2 separate regions of the Homo sapiens genome follow, and region 2 is linked to region 1. Evidence: chromatin loops called from intact Hi-C (ENCODE). Cell type or tissue: dorsolateral prefrontal cortex. All regions are shown on one strand.

The links. Peaks named below come from ENCODE experiments on the same cell type or tissue, not always from the same donor. Only the 100,000 strongest peaks of a DNase experiment are listed, where the experiment ranks them.
Region 2: it touches region 1 in a loop (2.8-fold over the local background); 5 of 110 quality-filtered maps call a loop at or near these places.

What each region holds. Positions count from the first base shown.
Region 1 is chr9:132,065,342-132,073,341 of GRCh38, reverse strand. The region is part of intron 2 of MED27 (mediator complex subunit 27); the gene reads left to right. Among named protein-coding and RNA genes, the nearest start is that of MED27, 11 kb to the left of the region's middle. In dorsolateral prefrontal cortex, no CTCF peak of the experiment used is centred here; a DNase peak (open chromatin) is centred at 4,541; H3K4me3 peaks cover 1,038 bases; H3K27ac peaks cover 3,181 bases.
Region 2 is chr9:131,957,823-131,965,822 of GRCh38, reverse strand. The region is part of intron 3 of MED27 (mediator complex subunit 27); the gene reads left to right. Among named protein-coding and RNA genes, the nearest start is that of MED27, 120 kb to the left of the region's middle. RefSeq lists an enhancer at 247-748. In dorsolateral prefrontal cortex, a CTCF peak has its summit at 4,408; DNase peaks (open chromatin) are centred at 4,135 and 4,552; H3K4me3 peaks cover 1,329 bases; H3K27ac peaks cover 4,079 bases.

The sequences.
Region 1 (8,000 bases):
ATTTTTAATTTACAACCCCTTTCGTGGTTTGCTTGCTTGTATTTTTGATGAAGTACAGTGAGGGCATTTCCATTTTCAGCCATTACTGAGAAAGCCAGTTGTGGTGCTTGGATGGGAGGCAATTTGGAGACCTTATGATGGAGGCCAGGGCTGGGGGTCATTTGGAAGGCCAAGGTGAGGTCATTGGGTGAACCAATGATAAGCTCTTTGAAGGCTGATTGTAGCAGTTTTATCCACATCATCTGTCACCTGGTGTGCCCTTCTAATGGGACTTGGTGGAAGTTTTTTGGAGTTGCCTGAGTCAGGCTAATTTGAGCTGCTGCACCTGATGTCAGGTGTTCTGTGGCGGCTGTCATTTTGGCAGCAGTGTGAAAACTGTCTGGGAAGAGGAGAGTCAATTCCACCAGCCTCTTAGGGTTATCCTACTTTGTGAGTTACGTATAACCGATTTCTACTTGTGTTTTCCTTCCCACCAGGCCCACCCCTGACTCATTCTTCTCTCCATATAGCTGCTACATGTTCAGGGAATACAGATTCCTTCAGAATATAATAGGAGAGAAAATCACTTAAATGCCCCTCACAATTTAATCATCATGACTTTAGGATTGAGCACCCTTCTGAATTGTCCTTTTATTGGCAAAGGTGTTCTTTCACCTAAATCTAACCTTCGTAGCACCCCATCACTCAAAATGAACTTGCTAGCGTAGTGAGTTTGGCTGTAGTATAGACTGCCCTGGTTAGCCTTGAACCCTACACCCTCCTCCTCCCTCCCCACCTGCAAACCCTGGATACCGTGGGAGCCATTGTGAAAAGAACAGCCAACCAGAGAAAACAATGAAATACAGCCAGTCTCCTGGACAGCAAGATACATGGCAGGATTCAGAAGTCAAGGAAGGTATAACAAAAATATAAAAACTTAGATGTAAGTTCTGGAGTCAAGACTACCTGAGTTCTGATCCAGCTCTGCTTATGCTTGAGCTCACAACCCTTGATACAAGGGAAAAAAATCTTTTTGAGTATCAGTTTCCTCATCTGTAGAATGGGGATAATACTAGTATTTGGATCATAGGGTTGAAGCGAAGATTGAGATAATGCACATCAAATGTCTTAGGGTAACTCACACATAGTAAGTGCTAAGTAAATGGTAGTTATAATGACCAGGCATCGTGATAGTACACATGTGTGTACTCATTTATGGAACGTGTGTTACTTGTACGCATGTGTACTCATGGAGTGCGTGTTACTCATATGCATGTGTACTTATTTATGGGGTGTGTGTTACGCAAGTGCCTGTGTGCTCGTTCACGGGGTGCGTGTTGCGCATACACGTGTGTGCTCATTTATGAGGCGTGCGTTACTTCTGTGCCTGTGTACTCATGGATTGCATGTTACTCATATGCCTCTGTACTCATTTATGGGGTGTGTGTTACTCATATGCTTGTGTGCTCATCCATGGGGCGCGTGTTATGCGTGTGTGTGTGTGTGCTTGTTCATGGGGTGTGTGTATGTGTGTACTCACTTATGGGGCGTGCATTACTCGTATGCATGTGTGCTCGTTCATGGACGTGTGTTACTCGTATGCATGTGTGCTCGTTCATGGACGTGCATTACTCGTATGCATATGTGCTTGTTCATGGACGCGTGTTACTCGTATACACGTGTGCTCATTCATGGGGCACGGGTTACTCATGCGTGTGTTCGTTCATGAGGTGTGGGTTACTTGTATGCATGTGCTCGTTCATGGGGCACAGGTTCATGGGATACGGGTTACTTGTGTGTTTGGTGTGCTCGTTCATGGGGTGTGTGTTACTCGCATGTGTGTGTGCTCATGGAGTGAGTGTTACTCGTACGTGTATGGACTTATTTGTGGGGTGTGTGTTACTCGTGTGTGTGCTCATTTATGAGGCACCTGTTATTCATGTGTGTGTGTGCTCGTTCATGGGGTGTGCGTTACTCGTGTGTGTGCTCATTTATGGGGTGCATGTTACACGTATGTGTGTGTGCTCATTCATGGGACGCCTGTTTCTCGTGTGTGTGCTCGTTCATCAAGTGGCAGTGTTGCTCGGTGGTTCAGAGCGTAGGCTCCAGAGCCTGACCACTCTGGCTCACATGCTGTGTTACCTGACAGCTGTGAGGCTAACCTCTCTGTGCTTCAGTGCTGTATTCTCTAAGATGGGAATGATAATTGTACCCACCTCAGAAAGGTGTTATGAGGACAAAATGAGGTGATACAAGTAAAGCACTTAAGCTAGCACAGAGTCAGTACTCTCCAGTGGCTGCTATTATTGTCTTAAGACGATGCTGAGGACAGGTTCCAGGCAGTGGTGGCCCATCTTCCAGTGGCTTCTGCTCCCTCACCAGGCCTCCCACACCTGACTTTGCTATTCTCCTGAAGTTCTTCACATTGGAGATTCTGTTGAATAATCAGCACCTTTTCCAGTGAGACAGCAATTCACACATTAATATGAATTAGTGTGTGGGGGGCAGTTCTTTCCTCACAGAACCTGGGGGTGGAGGTAAGGGACTGGGGGTTTGGTGGGGGGTGTGGGAGTCGAGGGGCAAAGGCAGGGCGAGGATCCTGGGGACAAACCACAGGAGTGGTGAGAGGACCATGGAGAGGAGGTGAGAAGGGCATATTCTGCCCCAGGCAGATATTTGTGCACACCAAAGGGGACTCTTCTCATCTTGGTACTCAGTAAGAGCTAGGAAATCAGATCTGTTTTATAGTCCTCTTACCTGGTGGGAAAAGTCTTGTGGGCCAGTCTGGGATTTTTAGCCTTTTTTTGAGACAGGGTCTTGCTGTGTTGCCCAGGCTGGAGTGCAGTGGCACAGTCATGGTTCACTGCAGCTTCAGCCTTATGGGCTCAAGAGGTCTTCCTGCATCAGCCCCCCAAGTAGCAGGGACTACAAGCATGCACACCCACGCCCAGCTAATTTTTAAATTTTTTGTAGAGATGGGGGTCTCACTATGTCGCCCAGGCTGGTTTCAAACTCCTAGGTTCAAGCCATCCTCCAGCCTTGGCCTCCCAAAGTGCTGGGATTACAGGCATGAGCCACCATGCTCGGCAAGCCCTGTTTCTTTAGGACAATATCTGAACACAAAGGCTAATTTAGAACTTTTGGATTCTCTCCAGGTTGTAAACTGGGTGCTTGTTATCAGCAGGGCTCTGGAGTCAGACTTTATAGGGTTTGAATCCTTATCCCCCTTTTCCCAGCTTTCTAATTTGGGACGAGTGGCAGAACGTGTCTTTGCCTCAGCCTCCTCCTCTGTTCAATGTGGATAACAGTAGCTTCCACCTTCCGGGGCTGTCGTGGGGACTAAGGCATTGAGCACATCTGAGGGACCTAGGCCGGTGCCCAGTGTGGCGTGCTTGCGGCGACTGTCCTTTATTCTTGCTCATTTTAATATGAACGGTGAAGCTGTGCCTGGCGGTGTGCAGTCAGGAGAACTCTGACAGAGCATTCTAGAGAGCACTGTTCAGTCTCGGCCTTCCACTGTCCTGCTATGTGGCCTCCTGCCAGTGGCTTTCCCCCACTGGGTTTCACCTTCCTCATCGGTAGGATGAAGGGTTGGGCTGGGTGATCTCTTCAGTCCCTTCCAGCTCTGCCCTGGAGAGGTTCATTGGAGTCATCATTGCATTTCTGTGGTCGTGGAAACAAAATTGTAATCCGAGGAATGGAGAGTATTTCCACCTCTTCAGCTCTAGTCCAGTAATGTTTCTGAAGTACACACAGCCTTTTTGTATGCTCCAGAGCATCTCAGAATATCCCAGAGTGGAGCAGCAGCCCCCAGGGACTTTAGTGGAAAATTACCTTGCAAAGGTTCTGCAGACAGCATTCGCCTCTTGTGACACACCACAGGTAAATATTACTGAAAATCAAGCCATGCCCCTATCATTCTAAACGGTTTCTATCCCAAGGCTTTGGCCCAATTCCATGTCTTTATGTTCTACTTATTAGTTGTGGTTTCTGAAAATAGTCACTTTATTGTTGCCTGGAATCAGGTTTGTGACTCCCTCATTCTTTTCTGTAAAAGAGCAGGAACTGTCTTTGGAAGCCTCACTGGCCGGCCCCAGGGAGGCTGCAGAGGCTGCTGGACGTGTGTCAACTTGCCGTCTGGGAGCCACTGGCCATGGGGACTCATGTTGATACCCTGCTTGACTCTCTTCCATCAGCCTTTTCTGGGATGATCAGGTTTGTGTGGTTTGTCCAGAGCCTTCTGTACATTGTAACCAGAGCCTATGAAGGGCATTTCCTCTTCTCTTCCAGGAATGTTGAATAGAAAGGAAATTGTCTCTGTCATTTGTCCTTATGCAAAATTGCACATTGGTGGTGGGAAGGAAGCATATCATTACATGTACAGAAGCCTCCCGTTTTCTTGTCTTCTCTCTTCATGGTGGTTTGGTTTGGGAGAAGGCCGCTGGGTTATTAGTGCTTCTCTCCCTTCTCTGGGCCATCTCATCTGTTCTGTGGCTTCACTTGCCAGCCACACACAATGACATCTAACTCCATCACCAGGCTGGCTCCCTCCCTCGACATCCAGACCCATGTATCAAAGGGCCCAGCTGGACAGCTGCCCTTGGAGACTCACAGGCCTCTCAGACTGAAGCAGTCCAGAACTGAAATCCTCACCCCCACCACCAACCTGCTTCTCGTGGTGGGATGCCTTAGCCAGCCACCTACCCAGATCCCTGGGTGTCATCCGTCGCTTCTGCCTGTCCCTCACACCCTCTGACAGATCTATTGATTTCCCCTCTTCACAGCCTCTCAGCTCTTCCCTCTCCATCTTGACTGGTACTGCCTCTCCCCGGGCCTCCATTATTGCTCAGGGCAATGCCGCAGCCTCCCCACTGGTTTCTGGCCTGTAGTCTACCCTTTCTAATCTATTTTCCACTCTGCAGCTCTCGAGGGATCTTTAAAATGTAGAGATCTGATTTTGTCACTCTTCGGTGATTTCCTCCCTCTCTCTCAGGATGAATTCCAGCTCCCTCGCTGGCACTTGGAGGCTTTCTAGTAATAGTACACGGGAGCCCGAGTCCTTTGGCCGGCTTACCTAGCCTCAGTTTCCTCATCTGTAAAATGCCACGAGTAGTCCTGCCTCTTAGGGTAGCAGTGAGGATGATGTGAATACTGCATGCGAGTGTGTGGCCCGGGGGAGTCTCTGTACATGACCTGTTGACCGTTAGCAGCCCCAGCACAGGCCCGTTGTTGTCGTCATGGTCTAGCACCACTTGTTCTTCTAGCTTGTTTCCTCCCCCCTTTTTGCGGGGGGAAGAAACCCTTTTTATTATGAAAACTTTTTATTATGGAAAATTTCAAATATGCACAAAAGTGAGAGAATAATGACCTAGCTTCAACTATTACGAACATTTTGGGCCGAGGTGGGCGGATCACGAGGTCAGGAGATGGAGACCATGCTGGCTAACACGGTGAAACCCCGTCTCTACTAAAAAATACAAAAAATTAGCCAAGCATAGTGGCGGGTGCCTATAGTCCCAGCTACTGGGGAGGCTGAGGCAGGAGAATGGCGTGAACCCGGGAGGCGGGGCTTGCAATGAGCCGAGATCACACCACTGCGCTCCAGCCTGGGCGACAGAGCAAGACTCCGTCTCAAAACAACAACAACAACAAAAAGAACATTTTGCTAAATTTGTTGCATGCTTGCTTGCTTTTTTGGTTGGGGGGCGAGGACTGGAGTCCATACGTGAAAATGGAGCCCAGACATCCTGCATTTTGTCTATGGAGACTTTAGTGCACAGCTTCCTCTCTCCCCACTTTCCCTGCTCTTCTTCTTTTTGCCACTTCTAGTCTACAGAAGTAATTGTCGTTCCCCAAGGGGCCATCATCTCTTTGTCTTGGGGCCTTTGCACTTGTTCTTCCTCCTCCTTTCTTTCTGTGGAAAACTCTTAGTCATTCAGGTCTCAGCTTAGTTGTTAAACATCTCTGGGAAGCAAGGCTTTGAGATGCATCCAAATTAGGTGCTCCCTGTGTTTACCCCATGATTGCCTTTACTTGTCTGTTTTCCCTGCAAGATGAAGGCTTGTCCTGTATTAGCCCTGAGACTTTGGGCCAGTTACCTGACACCTGCTGGACTGTGAAATGGGCATGGCGCTGATCTCACAGGGCTGTTCTAAGCATCTAACTGGAAACTGTATATCAAGTTTCTAGTTCAGCGTTGGACACACAGTGGCATTTAATAAATGGTAATTATTTGTATTAACGATTTCTAAGTGTGCAATAAAACAGTATTTGAATGGAGTGAAATTGGAGCCTCTGAGTCTCTTCCTCGGTCATTTTTAGATTGTGGTTTCTTTTCCTTCTGAATCTGCCTCTGTTTGCATCACCTTAACTTTTTCAGATTTTGGTTGTGGCTGTTGTCAGGTGCAGGAGCACTGAGAGGCAGGAGGCCTGGGAGTGAGTGCCAGGAGGCTTCTTCTCCAGTTCTTTGGCTGCTATGTGCTTTTATTTTTATTTTTATTATTTTTTTCATTTTCTTTCTGGCAGTAGAAGATTCCCAAACTATGCTCTGTGCTAATCTTAGGGATCCTCTGCGCTGGCTCAGGACTTCTGGCCTGTGTGCGGGAGGGGAGCTGGGGCATCTGTTTTGCCTCCTGCTCACTGCACTTTTCTTTGGCTTCTGGAACTTGCTCTCTGCATTTCCTTTGCCGCAGTCACTTACTTGTTTTGGGAGGCACCAGCTCACCACAGTTTCTTGGGCTTGGTGAGGCCTGTTGCTGGGGCCAGTCCCTGGCCAGGGTCTTGGCTCAGCTTCTGCTTTTCCTTGCTGACTTCTCCAGGTGAAGGGAACTCCCTAAGACCCTCACATCACACTGGGGACGGTTTGCTCATCTAGTACTTGCTGGCAAGTCAAGAACTTTGTTGTCTTTTTATCACGTTGCCAAACTTGTTTCAACCCTGGGAATTGGAGGCTGTTTCTGAAGTCTCCTCCAGCCTCATCTGTGGCTGCTCTGCGAGATGCACCCTGGGTCAGCTGCAAGGAGCCTGCAGAGGTCAGCTGTGCCCTGCTGCTCGCCATGCCTCCGCCTGGAATGCCTTGCACTTTTGCGAATGCATTCTTTCCTCCAGCCCTGATAAAGTGTCTCTTCGATGAAGACCAAGCAGAGCTTAGCTCAGCCGGCTTTGCCCCACAGCCTCTGGGCAGTCACGCTGACCACACTGCGGCTGCCTGCTCTATGGGTCTGGCCCCGTTCTCCAGGGTGGGGACTGGAGTCGTCTTGGCATGCCTGGCACTGAGTACAGAGCAGGCATGCAGTAATTGAGCACCACCTCTGCCATGTTTCCAAGCACACTCCAGGGACTGTACTTCCTTTGACTGTTAGGGGACCTTGGTGACCAGGTTGGGCATCACATCTCATTTGATAGAGAGTGACTTGTCCAAGGCCATGCTGCTAGCCCTCTAACGGGGACCAACAGTATTTGGCAGCTATAAAAGGGAATGTCAGCAGAATGTCCAGAAAAGCAGAGAGGTTTCTTCTACCATTGAGGCCCATTAAGGTACTGCCTTTTCCCCCGGGCGACACCCATCAGTGCAGCAGGACCAGTGGTCCGTCCATGAGACATACCAAAGGGAATCACTGGGGACAGGTGTGATCCACAGACAGCCATATGGGGCCCAGCCCGGGCATGGACATAGCTTAGAGGAATTGCCTTGACCTTTATGAGGAAGGCAGCTGCAGGCCTCTCAGATTCGGGAGTGGCAGGCACCCTTGTGTGCGTTAAGCTCTAGATACGGTAAGTTGGGATCTGAGCAACTCACTGGCATCTTTGCGGGGTGTCTCATGAAAGAGAAAGGTACTGCCCAGGAGCCCCTTACTGGGGTGGGAGGGGGCACAAAAGAATGACTGTGTCAAGACAGGCACCACCCCTGCACCTTTTTGTTTGTTTTAAACAGGAATCGTACTTGGTCACCCATTGGGTTCATAAGTTGAGATGCCCGCCGCTCTTCTCCTTTCCCTGTTTGCGTGTGTCTGTGTGTTTCA
Region 2 (8,000 bases), 110 kb after region 1:
TTTGAAATAACATTTATCAAGAAAGGGGAACAGCCTAGGGTCTGTTAAGTGGAATCCTTTATTTTTTGTTCAAGAAAAAGTGAGGTGATGCCTTGCAACATAAGGTATCCCAGGACTTTAATCGACATGTAGACTCCTAAGAGGCAAAGCCAGACTTTCATCTCACTCAGCTCTGCTGTGGTGTCACCAGAGAGCCGGTGGCTCTGAACCATAAGTGACAGAGAAGGACCAAGAGCAACAGATCCAGCATCACTGCCTCTCCTTGTGGTTATTGAGCTGATCTCTTGGAAAGTCTTTAGTGGCTTTTCAACTTGAAAAGAACAGATTTGAAATAAATAAATTGATCCATTAACCTGTTACAGGAAGGTTCCCACTGTGCTGAGTACCCCCAAATCATCTCTGATAAGGTTGACTAAGCCACACTCTAATAGATTTCAGAGTAGTATGTGGACCGTAAAATGACCATTAACCAGCTTGCTTTGTTCATGAGAGTCAGGCACTTAATGCCATGGCCTCGCGCTAGAAGCACATTCCACTGTGGTATGTTTCAACTCTGTGAAGTCATTGATCAGATGAAAATGACCAGTTAGCAAGTAAGTGTTTCCTGGGCTGTAGGCTTTATGAATAATGTGTTCGTCAGTTAAAATCAGCACTTTAAGCAATTGTTTAAACCTAACCATTTGGGAATGAGGGAGAGAGCTTCATGAATAATTTATTTTCAGAAGAAAAGATTAAGGGATCTGAACTTTTTCACCTTCCCAAACCTTTTTGACTTAAGTGAAACTACCTGCAAATGCTGTAAATCCAGATAAATAAAAGTCATAATGCATACACAATGTATGTAAGTTTATTGTACTTTCACTTTTAAAAAGCCTTTATTGAAAAGGTGTAGGCATGTAAATACAATGAGTTTAAAATAAGAACTGAGTATGGAATTGCTGGAAGGGTTGTGGGATTTTAGATGTAGCGTTGAACATGCATTAGCATAGTACCATGGGAAAGCTTAAAATATGGGTAATATGTCCTTGTATCGGAAAGGACTTCATCAAAGCAGACCAGTTTGATCCCTTGTGCTTAAACATTATGCCTTCCACTTTCTAAAACAGACCGCTGTCTTATAAGAATTGCACGTCCTTGGTTCAAGGTTTAAGTAAGAGAATTTAGGATGGGGGTTAGGTATCAATATCACCAATCCAAATTCTCCTTGCCGCCTTCTTTCTCTTGTTCTTATGTTATTGAAAATACCCAGTTTTGTATTTGTGGTCCTGTCTGATACTTGGCTAGAGTGATTTGTCTTAGTGGCTGAAATTTTCATTGACCATCTTGGCAGTGAAGGAGTTACTGAAGGCACAAAGGAGCCTGAATATTACTTCACAGGCATAATACCAACACTACCACCACCACCACCATCACTATCACCTCCAGCATCACCACCACCATCACCATCACTACTACCATCACCTCTACCATCACCTCCACCACCACCACCATCACCTCCACCACCAGCACCAGCACCACCACAATCGCTATCAACCACCACCATCACTGCTGGCAGCTGTTATTTATTGAGTGATTACTCTGTCAGACACTGTTCTAAGCACTTAACACTGATTACCTTATTTAATCCTAACAACCTTCTGAACTAGGTGCAACTACAATCTTCATTTTATGAATGAGGAAACTGATGCTCAGAGTGATTAATTACTTCCCCAGGTTCACTGGAGCCCATATTTTTAACCCTTTCAGCTTCTATACCACCTTCTCCACTCTCCTCACAATCAGATCAGTACTTACTCTGGGTGGGTAGTCAACATCATAGAAGGGCACACTCACTTATTCACTATTCATTTTTTAACCCCCGTAATAAATTGGAACGCAGTCAAGAACCAAGAAGTATGGAGAGGAGGCCTAACCGAAAGTGCTGTTATGGGTTTCCCATACTGTCAAAGACCCTCTCACAAAGCCCATTTTCTCCGGGTTGTCAGGGTAACGAATTTGGAAACATGCAGCGCACATACTAACAACAGCTAGGAGCCAATGCTTATATAACAAGAGAGGAGATGGACAGAACTATAAATATAAAGCACAGGAGCCGATGCTCATAACATTCACAAAAGTTAAGTTGTTTTCTCGTTAGGAATAAATGTAAGTATATCTTTGTTTTAAAAAGATACTCATAAAAATAGAAAAAATTAAGCGTAGGCATTCGAAGAGATAGGCATGAAGGATCTGAAACCTTTGCTAATGAGAAAGGGCACATTCTCCAGCAGTGGTGGACAAATGAGGGGAGGCTGGGGCACTGAGCCTGGCTCCTTACAGCTGTTAGTGTCATAAATACTTTTGCCATGATATAGGTGTCTCCCTTGTTCCCATCTTCTTCTGCTTGCTGCTTCTGGGGGCTTTAAAAATTTTCATGTTTAAGTTAGGGGGCCTGCCACTTTAAGCTAGTCACACTTGAAATATATCCCTTGAAATTATCTAAACTTAATTTCTGGCCATTTTGTTTCAGAAATGCTAACCTCAGGGGGTCTTTGTTCTCTACGCTAAAACTTAATCTGTTTGGAACAATTCCATTTCCTCTCTGTAGAAATTGACTGGCCATGGCTCCTGTGAATGATACGGTTGCTATTATCCCTGAACACTGTAAAAATGAACTTTGAAACAGTTGGGTAGGACCCAAACAGAAAATGATGTATGGCTTGGAAATAGTTTAGCTGAACATTATGCTTTAATATTTTACTGGCCATTGCAGCACAGGTTTAGAAATTTATGTTCGGCTTTTTAAAGTTTTATTTTTATATTAGAAACTTTCTTGCAAACCAAAATAGATGAATCAAGTGTATTTGAATCAATGCTGAAATGTCGTCCACATCTGTGGAATGAAAATCATTAGCCAGTTACTTAAAATTCAGATAAAATGAAACCATCTTACTATGAACTTCATCCAGCTTTCCTCTTCACTAAAGGAAAGAATGCCAAGAATATTTACAAAAATTTATTTAACAGGATTACTGTTTTATTCCAAAAGATTTAAAGAAAATACCAAAACAGATACTAATTGAGCATAAAATAGCACCCAGCCGGGATGGAGTTGAGTATGTCCAAGCATCCACTTTAAACACAAACTCATGATTTCTTGAATCTGTGTTTGAAAATAGATCAAGCTTTCTCAAAACCTAGTGGGATAATTTCGATTACATGTAAACTATGACCAGAATTTATTGCTGGAAAAGTAAGAGTGGATCAGAATATAATACTCCTATCACAAAAAAAAAAAAATCACACGCCAGGCACAATGGCTCACACCTGTAGTCCCAGCATTTTGGGAGGCTGAGGTGGGTGGATCACTTGAGCCCAGGAATTCAAGAGCAACCTGGACAACATGGTGAAACCCTGTCTCTACCAAAAAAATACAAAAATTAGCTGGGTGTGGTGGCACATGCCTGTAATGCCAGCTACTCAGGAGGCTGAAGTGGGAGGATGACTTGAGCCTGGAAGGCGGAGGTTGCAGTGAGTTGTGATTGTGCCTCTGCAGTCCAGCCTGGGTGACAGAGTCAGACCCCGTCTCAAAAATAAATACATAAATAACAGTGGAAACTTTTCTCCATGTGGCTGTAAGAGTATCTTAAATCTGCCTTTTGGAAGAGTTTATTGGTTCACAATGCTTATCAGTAGCCACATTTTAAATGTCTCTATCTCAGACTAGTGTATGGGGGAAAGAAAACATTCAGAAGGATCTGAGTTCCAGTCCCAGCTTTGCCTACCACTAGATAGAAGTCTTTAAACCAGTCAGCTAGCCTGTCCATCGAGTAACAAATTTAGACTAGCTATCCTCTCAGTTGTCTTCTGTCTCCAGGATTATATGATTCCTTTGGAGATTATCATTATAATTCTTAAATCTATCAACTTTTGGAATATATTTCCAAACATGGATTGATTCACTGAAGTGCCTTTCACTTCATGGAGAAAATAGCGCTAAGGGTGCACAGCACATATTGTCATCTTTCAGAGAGAGAGAGAGCAGAAGAAGGCTTTTTAGCTGTAGAGTGTTTAGGGCCCCTGTGGATATGGCCAGGCTGTGCTACCCTAAGTGGGAAGGGACTGTAGAAAGCAGCGCCTCCCCAGCATGAGGCTCCTTCGCTAGTTCACGAAAGCAGCGGTTCTGTCCTGTGCCCTGCTGCCTTCATCAGGCCTTGAAACACAGAGGCCAATGGTCAGCCATTATTTACAGTGGAAATCTGGAAAAACACTATTTCCCAGGGCTGTCAGCGGACCCTCAGAACCTTCATGAAGATGATGAAAAGTTTCCAAGTCCTGCTGATACTCATACTACAGCTAATCAAGTGTAAATGCTTTACGTTGTTTAACAACAGAAAACATGCTATACTGTTCTGAACTCAACAAAGAAAGAAACCTTTGAATTAAGGCTGAAAAATATCAGAGAGCATTTCAGGCAGGGAAAAAATCCTGTTCTGTGTTTGGGATGTGATTACCCAGAGCCGCCGCCCAGACAGCTTCAAGCTTCTGTCTCTGAAACAAGCAGCCATTGTGTTGCCTTCTTGCCTGCTGCGACATATGCCACGTGCGGGCCATTTTTACGGGCATGTGATGGGTTTCAGTGTCAAGACTGTTGCCCAGTGGGCAAAACCCTCACTTACTTTGGAGGGTTAAAAATGTTGATAAGCAAGAGCTCAGCCTCCTTGTTTTCGTACCCATTTAGATCAGCAGAGACCTCTCTAATGACACTCTTCTCCAGTTTCCCTGAGCTGTGGCAGGAATAATTCCACTCATAATGAGGCAGGTGTCCAGCTTTAACCCTGCATGCCTCTACAGGCGGTCATTTCTTCGACTCTCCTGGCAGCCTCTCCTCTGCTAGCATTCTTCCCATTGTTACGTTTTGCCTAATATTTAACCTCAGTGTTTCCTGCTGTCACTCTGTCTTATTATTCTCATCGACTGAGGATAATTGATCTGTCTTCACTCAGCAACTTCCATTTGCATGTTTTAGGAGTAGCTGTGTCATCTCATCTCTTATTTTGTGGTAGACACTCTCCCCTTGTTGTTAAGGCTTTGTATACCTGTGTTCAAAGGGATTACTGGCTGTATTCATCTTCTGTACATACGCTCCAATTTGTCATCCCTCATTATTATTCATGTTGGTACTACACGTGTTTTTACCAAAATGGAATGATTATCTCCCATTTTACATGTAATCCTTTATATTAACACAATTCTAAGCAGTTGACTTTAACGCTGTTGCATTGTTGACTCATTCACAGTGTGATTCACTACAGTCTCTGTCAAGACAAAGGTGAGATCTGAGTGAGAGAGACTCTTTGCTGGATCATTATGAGCCACGTCCCTAGCTCTTGAACTGTACCCACTCAAATATTTCTTGTGTGCACGAGCGCACACACACACCCCACTTCACAAGTCAGAGCGTCAAGCTACAGCCTTCATGGGGTAGGTGCATATGGTGATATTTGGAGCATTAAACGGAGTGATTGATACGACACAACTGAATCTGAGTTACAGCTGCATCTGTTAATTGTAACAGATCTCCTGTTTACAAGAGTGGGTGTCTGAAATTTAAGAATTCGAAGACCTGCATGCTTATATTCCTGGCTTCTATTTCTAAAGCCGTTGACATTTAAGTAAATAATTGTTTTTATCTGTTCTATTCTGAGATCCTCAAGTGAAAGACAGATGAGGTATGTGCCCTTTAATTACACATGCCCTCTGAGCATCCTACACAGCCACATTAGGGCAGCCTACTCAGCTACAGCAAATATTCATTTGTGAACTGTAGTGTTCCTGTAAATTTCCTTGATTACAAAATTTGTTTCCTGGGGTTCTTGTTAAAATACTCATCTTTAGTCCTCAGGCTTAGTTGCAATAGTTCCTTCTAGTTACAAGTTTCTTCAGAAATTTCTAGTAATGGGCCCCCCTAGATAGTGGCAAAGAACACGTATTTTATGCCAGAATGGTACTTGGAATTGTTCTGCTGTTATATACTGATAGATTTCACTGAAATCTATCAAGCATAATAGATTCCAGTTATTCCCAGAGGTTAAGAAATAGGGTATTCTGATTAATTTGAGTTTTCTGGAATAATTACCGTATGTACCATTCAAAGATGGACAGTCTTTATAACTGTATAATTGCTTCTTTGTGCATGTAGTAAGCTTTAGGAAATGTGTATCGAACTGACTAGAGCTGGAAGGACCCTTAGAGATTACCTTGTCTAAAGAAGAGGAAACCGAAGCCAGAGGGCTGGGTGATTTGCCCGCTGTGGCCCTCTGTACAAGGAGGAGGGCCAGGATGGAATCTAGACTTTTCCAGAGCGGCGCCAGGATTTTTTCAGCTGATTACACTGCCCTATATGCTTTGGGTTAAGGTGAGGTGGTGGAGAAAACTGTGGCAAAAGACCCAGTTACTTGGATTCTGGGTCAGAGTTCAATGTACTGAGTTATCTTCATCATATAACTGACCACTTAGTGCGGGTATACATGTGTGTTGTACAGGAAATGTGCCAGGCTCCTTCCATGCCTTACGCATTTAGTCTTCACAGCCACCTTATGAAAGAAGATACTGTTATTGTCCTCACTTCAAAATGAGAGTTGAAGCCCAGTAACTCACCTACTTCATAGAGCTGGGAATTGGACCAAGGCAGTTGGACGCCTGATTTCATGATCTAAACTACAGCACTGTCTTCCTGTTTTATTAATTGTTCCCATTCAACATGAAAAGAATTTTCTATCCAAAAATTGTTTTGAGGGAAATATCTTACTTCAGTAGTAATGTACAGGTTTAAATATGTCAAAAATGTTTTCTCTATTCAAACACATGTGAAACTCTTAATAGTCCAGACAGGCAAATAAAGAGCCAAAGGGCTTCACAGGATGAGGTTGTCCTGCTGAAATTCTGCTCAGCACGTGGAGTCTGCGTCTCCTCTCCAGCTATCTCTGAACACGTTCACGTCCATTTTCACCCAGGTCGTAGCTGTAAAGACCGGTCACAGGCTCAGATGGGAATGCAGCAATGATTATAAAACCAAGCTTGGTGCCTGAGTCTTTCAGGACTGTAGTTTCAACAGGCACAGGTGATACAGCAGCTGCTGAACCTCATCTGGTTTGGCACCACGGTGGGAGCTGATGGCCTCCCTAGCACTGACACAGCCTGCAGAGCAAAGCAACCTGAGTTCTCATCACCTGAGTCCCTAGGAGATCCTGTCTCTTGCCTTGTCTAACCAAGACTTATTAAAAACCACTTAATTTGGCCGGGTGCAGTGGCTCACGCCTGTAATCCCAACATTTTGGGAGGCTGAGGCAGGTGGATCACGAAGTCAGGAGTTCGAGACCAGCCTGACCAACATAGTGAAACCTTGTCTCTACTAAAAATACAAAAAAATTAGCCAGGCACGGTGGCGCACGCCTGTAATCCCAGCTACTCAAGAGGCTGAGGCAGGAGAATCGCTAGAACTCGGGAGGCGGAGGTGTGCAGTGAGCTGAGATCGCGCCATTGCACTCCAGCCTGGGCAACAGAGCAAGACTCCATCTCAAAAAAAAAAAAAACCCCACTGAATTTGACTCTCATCCTATTAATATTTGAGATTAGTGCTGAGAATTCAATGCATGTTCCGAGCATGTTTTAAAAAATCAACTTGAAGTATAACTTACATAAAATAAAATATACCAGTTTTATGTATTTTATGTTTATGAATGTACAGTTCAATGAGTTTTGACAAATATATGCATCTATGTAAATATCACCCCAAATAAGATAGGATAATCACCCCAGAAATTTCTTCATGCTCCACCCCAGTCATCTGCCCCCTCCCAGTCTGCACTCCAGGCAGACTCTGGTCTCCTCTCTGTCACTCTAGATTAAATGTGTCTTTTTTTTCTTTCTTTTTTTTTTTTTTTAAATAGAGACAGGGTCGTCTTGAATTCCTGGGCTCAAGCAATCCTCCCACCTTGACCTCCTAAAGTGCTAGGATT